2 separate regions of the Mus musculus genome follow, and region 1 is linked to region 2. The links are chromatin loops, found by intact Hi-C in ENCODE. Cell type or tissue: heart. All regions are shown on one strand. Each heading gives the region's core, and the rest is flanking DNA. Links, peaks and the distances in the headings are about the cores only. Region 1 overlaps Wwp2 (WW domain containing E3 ubiquitin protein ligase 2). Region 2 overlaps Wwp2 (WW domain containing E3 ubiquitin protein ligase 2).

Region 1 (2,904 bases), core at 223-2,722, 52 kb after region 2:
CAGAAAAGGTGAAAAACTTTTTCTCTCCTCAAATTCTAAGCAGATATTCTGAGATTCGCTTTGATTGTCCCAGCATAGGTCCTAGGTCATGTGCTCACTGTGGCCGAAGCAATTCAATGCCTTGTAAGATACCCTGAGAACATTTTTAGAATTTTGGGGGAGGGGGAGCAGCAAGGATGGTGAGGTCACTGTACTCAGTATGGCTCCTTGTTTCCAGGTGGGAAAAGCGCACGGACCCCCGAGGGAGGTTTTACTACGTGGACCACAACACCCGGACAACCACCTGGCAGCGCCCAACTGCTGAGTACGTGCGCAACTATGAGCAGTGGCAGTCCCAGCGGAACCAGCTGCAGGGGGCCATGCAGCACTTCAGCCAAAGATTCCTCTACCAGGTGAGAGGGGAGAGCCTGCCAAGAGCAGGGTGACTCCTGACCTGTAGTGTTTGCAGCCGCACACAGTGTAGACGGCTTGCTGAGCAGGAGAAAAGGGCCAGAGTGTGCACACAACAGACTTCACTCATCACAGTGAGATTCCTCAAGTTTGTAACTTAGTAACACCTTCTCCTGCCTCTGGTCAGTGCACCACTGTGTCTGAAGCTGGATTTGATGTCGTTCTTGTCATGAGTAGTCTTGGCTCCCAAACCAGGCAGGCCTGTGGCAGCATCCCTCACCCCCCCCCCAGTCTTTATCTAACTTCTCTAATTGTTAAAGATTACTGGCCCAGACAGACTTCAGGCTCTTATGCGCTCTCTACGCAGGACTGGAGGAGTTCTGGTTCACTTCCGCTTGGTCTTTTGGCAGGTTTTCTTTTTGCCCATCTCTCTCATTTTAGCAAGAGCCCAGGGTAGATGTTTGACTTGGGAGGGGGAGCATCTTGAGAGGTACAATTTAAATGCAAAAAAATACAATTTTAGAACCTGGGAGCTGTTTCCGTGACTTAGCTGCAGATGTGGAGGCTCTGCATGGACTGGGAAGTCACCTGTTTCTGTGAAATAGAAGATGTTTTGTACTGAAAAAAGACATAGTGGAATCCCCCCCCCCTTTTTTTTTGGTCTTCTCTAAATGTCTCTGTTGGTTTTCTCCTGCTTTTGGTTTCCCCTCTTGTTTGCTATGGTGCCACGTCCTGGTTACAAGTAAGAAGGCTTGCTTTCATACAGTTATTCTGGGGTTTGGCTTCAGCCCAGGGTTTGACTAGGAAGAGTAGGAACTGATAGAGTGCTAGCACCCCCATCCCGTTCCTTCTCTTGCTGGGCTTAAACTGAGATCTTGTTCTTTGCTGAACTTTGAAGAGCATGAAATACAGTTTTAAACGGGAGTCAGGACATGCAGAGCGCCTGCCTGCCCTTCCTGGGCCTGCCTGTGTGTACCTGCACCTTTGCCACGCTCCCTGGGTTACTGTTCGCTGTAGTCCTGGTGGTTTCTTTTAACTGCCTAAGGCCCTCTGTTGCTCTGAGTTAGCATGCCTATGTTTTTGTTTGCTTTGTACTGTGTTGTGTTCCTGCTGCGGTCCACTGAGGACACCAGCAGTCTACACATGTGTCACTGCACCAGCACCCAGCTCGACCCATGGGCTACTGTTTATGTGGCACCTCTGTCCTCAGTCCACCATGTCCTCCTCTGATGACGTGGAGGAAGCCAGGGTCTACAGTGCAATCCAGGTTGTTCTGTGCTTCCTGCTATGAATACTCAGATTGGACTGTTCAGAAGGAGACTACTCTGTCCCTCCCTCAGCCCTCCGACCACATCCTCAGACACCTGGAGCTTGCTCTGGCCCATCAGGTCCACCCTGCAAACATGATGCTGCCTTCTTCTCTGAACTCTCTGACCTTCCCAGAGTCTTTCCTGCCCTTGGCTGTGCTTGCTAGACATTCTTTATTTCTGAGTTTGTATCTCAAAATATTCCTGGGACTCTGTGCTTAATCCCAGAGGGAGTTGAACTCACATGAGCTTTCTGGCTCACGGCTACACCCTGCGCCTCCAGCCCTGGATATTCCCCAGGGAGGTGTCTCAGCAGTCACATTTGTGTTTCTGATTATGGAGGACCTTGTTTCTCAGAGTTAACTTGCATCCAGGAGCTCCCTTCTGGCATCAGTCAGTCCCCTTGTCCTGTCCGTGTGCCTTTCCATCTCTTCTCTGTAGAACACACTTGAACCCTCGGGAGATGAGGAGAAGGAGCATTTGGTTGCCCACTGAAGGACTTGCTTGGGGTTTTCTGGCCATGATGCAAAGCTTTTATTTATTGTTTTTCCCTCACTTCTGTGTCTCTTCTCTTCTCTTCTCTTCTCTTCTCTTCTCTTCTCTTCTCTTCTCTTCTCTTCTCTTCTCTTCTCATGGCTGGAGAGACAGCTGTGAGTGCTGGGAACTGAACTCTTATAGTTTTTGTTGTGAGCCTAGCCTTTAACAGCTGAGCCATCTCTCCAGCCCACCCTTTCTTTTCTTATGATTTGAGTTGTAAAATGTACCTGAAAGGAAAAACTAACCCCAAAAAAGTCATGTGATCCACTTTAGCTGTAACAGTAAAATCACCATAGGAGTCCAAGGGTCCTGAGTGCTTCTGTTGGGCTCTTCGGTCTCGTCCGTCCCTTCCTTCCTTCTGTCTTTCCTCTCTGGCCTTCCTGCAGGCTGAGGGTATGTGTGATGAGTGGAGCTATAGGGGAACAACTGGAGGGCCACTTAGTGAGGGAGAGCCAACGTCATGATGTTTGGGATAGAAACAACAAAACCAAACTAAAAAGAACAAGGCTAAGCAAAGGGTGTTAGCTGAGCACAGCGTCCACACCTGGAATCCCACGGTTGGGAAGTTGAGTTAAGGAGCTCACATGAGCCTGAGTTTGAACCCAGCCTGAACTATATAGAGAGATTTCATTTCAAGAAAAAAAGAGACTGATGAATAGTTTGGTTCCAA
Region 2 (2,904 bases), core at 225-2,724:
GCAGCGTTTCATGCCCGTGGAGGAGCTGGTATATGGTGAAGGCCTGGGGAGAGCATAGAAGGACATTCATGGTTTGTTTCTGTTGCTGGAACAAGGCTGGCTTTGGACACTTGCCAGCTAGGTTGGGAAGGACTCCCATGTCCTTGGTACTGTGCACCATCATGCAGGGTCCCCTCTCTCTATAGTGAGTTCAGTCTTAGTGATGTGAGGGAGCTCATGGAGCCGGCAGACACATGCAGGAGAGGAAGCCAGCGTGGCAGGGCAGTGAGCAGAGTGGACTAGGAGGGTTTCCTTTGTCCACATGTTCAGGACAGTGCCACTGATCCTAGGCGCTAAGGAGACCCAGTGGAATGTGCGCAGAGGGAAGAGGGACTGAGTAGAAAGGGTGACCCCCAGTGCTGCAGCCTTCCTTAGGGTCTCCTAGAGGTTAGAAATGGTCTCGAAACTCCAGGCTGGAATAGGAAAGCCAAGAAAGTCTGGCTTCCTTTGTGGTGTGCTGTTTCTGGATCACCTGTGATCCTCTCTCTTCTTTCTTCTTCTGTGTTGTGTGAGGTGAGTGGTGGGAGGGAACCCAGTCGGTGTACTGTCCGTGTGGGCCCTTTTCCTTCTCAGCCCAACCTTGTGGGGCCTTGGATGTGAACCTCTGGGAAGGTTCCTAGATAAGGAAATGAGTCAGCATAAAAGAATCGAGTCTTTATTTCCTTTTAGTTTCATGAAATTGTTAGTTTCCCCCATAGTGTTAGGGATGGAATTAAATGTTTGACATACTGTAGGCAGGTGCTGTGCTCTTGATCTGTATGTACCCCAGTCACCTGAGTTGTCTAGGTTGGCCTTCAATTCACTCTTCTACGGGGGTGGCCTTGAACTTGTGATCTCCTGCCTCAGCCTCCCGAATAGTTGGATTTACAGGCCTGTGTCACCAGGCCTGGTGGAGCTTTTCATTAGAAGGTCTCTGCAAGGGATCGTGGTTAGGAAGCTGGGTGTGGGGCTCAGCGTATTTTCCTTTGTCATGTCTGTATCAGTTTATTTTGAATATAGTGGATGTGAATGCTTTCTGATGCTGGGAGCTGAACCTAGAGCCTTGACCATGTCAGGCGGGCACTCTAGCTATAAGCTATACTCTCAGCACTTCATATGTGTTGTGCATGCGTGAGAGATAAAGGTCCTAAGGCCTTGGATTTCCTCAGGGCCCTCCAGATAGCATTTGAACATGTTCTTCACAGTGACATTCTAACTATGGCCGTTTTAGGACATCCTGGTAGTGGTTTTCTGTCTCCCTCTGTGACCCTTCTTTTTTGTCTTGCTATGACGAAAACCTCTTAGATTTATTAGCTCCCTTGACTTGGCATTAGTAACCCCCCTCCCCCAAGACTGGAAAGAGCTGTATTCTGGGAAGCCTGTACAGCCCAGAGCCTCTGGTGAGCTCTGAATAGCTCATGGGCTGTGTCTGCAGACAGCGGATCCCAGAAAGGAAAGACAAATAAACTCAGACGGGTGTGAGTCTGCTGGGAAGCCCGGGGGGTGGGGGGGTGGCCTAAGGGAGAATGGGGAAGCAAAGCTGACAGGGAGAGAGGCGCTTTGGGACCTGAGCCATTCTCCAGTCTCTGCTGGCTACTGCCACTCCTTCTTCCATGGAGCTGACCAAAGCTGACCTGGAGATGTTCCCTTGTCAGCCTGAAATGAAATAGAGTTTAGCACCTTTATGCTTCCCCTTAAAAGCTGGCTATGGTCTCATTCTCATTAGTGACGCTGGAAAGAAGAAAGGAATCTGTGTACATGCAGATTCATCATTCAGCAGTGACAGACGCAGTCCCTGCTCCCAGGGAGTCTTCAGGCTGTCTTCTGAGCTGTTGAGATCATGGACAAGCATTTGGGGCATTTTCAAAAGTAATTATGAAGATTGGTACCATCTAAATATGCACGTTGATGCACCAGTTATCTCTTAGTAAAAGTGACACTGTACATTTACTTATTTATATCTGTTTATTTTAGAACTAGCTATTTGACATTTCCTCTGTAGGAAAGGAGCCAAGGGAGAGGTAGTGTGGCCCAAAAAGCTGAGTAGGACTGAGGGTAAGGAAAGCCAGACTCACAGAAGTCATGGCGACAAAAATATAGAAAGGCACAGAACCTGATACCGAGGATGTTGTAACAAGACACTGGGCAACAACCACAAGTGCTAGTGTGTACACACCAAGTGTTTATACATCAGCATACCCATAGTGTGAACAAACCCAAGTGCCAGGACTATTGATGTGCCAGTGTGTACACAGCCAAGAGTGGAACATTCAAAGATACTTTGAAAGAGTTTGCTGATCTAGTGAAGTGGGGAACAGGGATGTCCCTCTATGCAGAGTGCTCTGCATGGACAAAGATAGAGAAAATAAGAGAGCTTGGCTTACTCAGGGACAGGAGTCCTTTGGTCATACTCCATGGGGGTGATTGCTGTAGCAGCCCTAACCCAAAAGCCTGAACCCAAAAGCCCCTGCTGTCATCTGGTTTGTTTTTATAAGAGCCATTTTACGTTCCCAGCAGAATTGGCAGGAGCACAGAAGTCCTTATTCACCTTTGCAGCCCTTGATCAGCCTATGTTTGAGGGAGGCTGGTGACACACTGTTCTCACTCAGAGGCAATTGTTTATGCTAGGGCTCTGGCTTGGTGATGTCCATTCTGAGGGTTTTGACGAATTCATGGTGTGTGTCCACCGTTACAGCCTCATGTGTTTCATTTAGTCAGCCCTCCTTGCTCTCCCTGGCTCTGGCACTGGTCCTTTCACTTCTTTATAGTTTTCCTTTCCTGGAATTCTGTGCACTGTGGGGCCACTTTCACACTGGTTTCATTGACTCAGAGTACAGTTGATTTCCGTTGAATACTGAATAGTATTTCAGTGTTTGCATCCAGCAT

The links. A loop is a pair of places that touch in the nucleus more often than their neighbours do. Peaks named below come from ENCODE experiments on the same cell type or tissue, not always from the same donor. Only the 100,000 strongest peaks of a DNase experiment are listed, where the experiment ranks them.
Region 1: a loop joins it to region 2, with 1.8 times the contacts of the local background. A loop is called at or near these places in 4 of 42 quality-filtered maps.

Annotation. Positions count from the first base shown.
Region 1 is chr8:107,540,407-107,543,310 of GRCm38, forward strand. It overlaps Wwp2 (WW domain containing E3 ubiquitin protein ligase 2), which reads left to right. Exons shown (of 24, transcript NM_025830.4): 10 at 218-392. Among named protein-coding and RNA genes, the nearest start is that of Mir140, 9.4 kb to the right of the region's middle. In heart, for the core only: a CTCF peak has its summit at 1,515; a DNase peak (open chromatin) is centred at 1,965; H3K27ac peaks cover 443 bases.
Region 2 is chr8:107,488,623-107,491,526 of GRCm38, forward strand. All of the region lies in intron 6 of Wwp2 (WW domain containing E3 ubiquitin protein ligase 2), which reads left to right. Among named protein-coding and RNA genes, the nearest start is that of Gm51547, 16 kb to the right of the region's middle. In heart, for the core only: no CTCF peak of the experiment used is centred there; a DNase peak (open chromatin) is centred at 1,449; H3K27ac peaks cover 2,046 bases.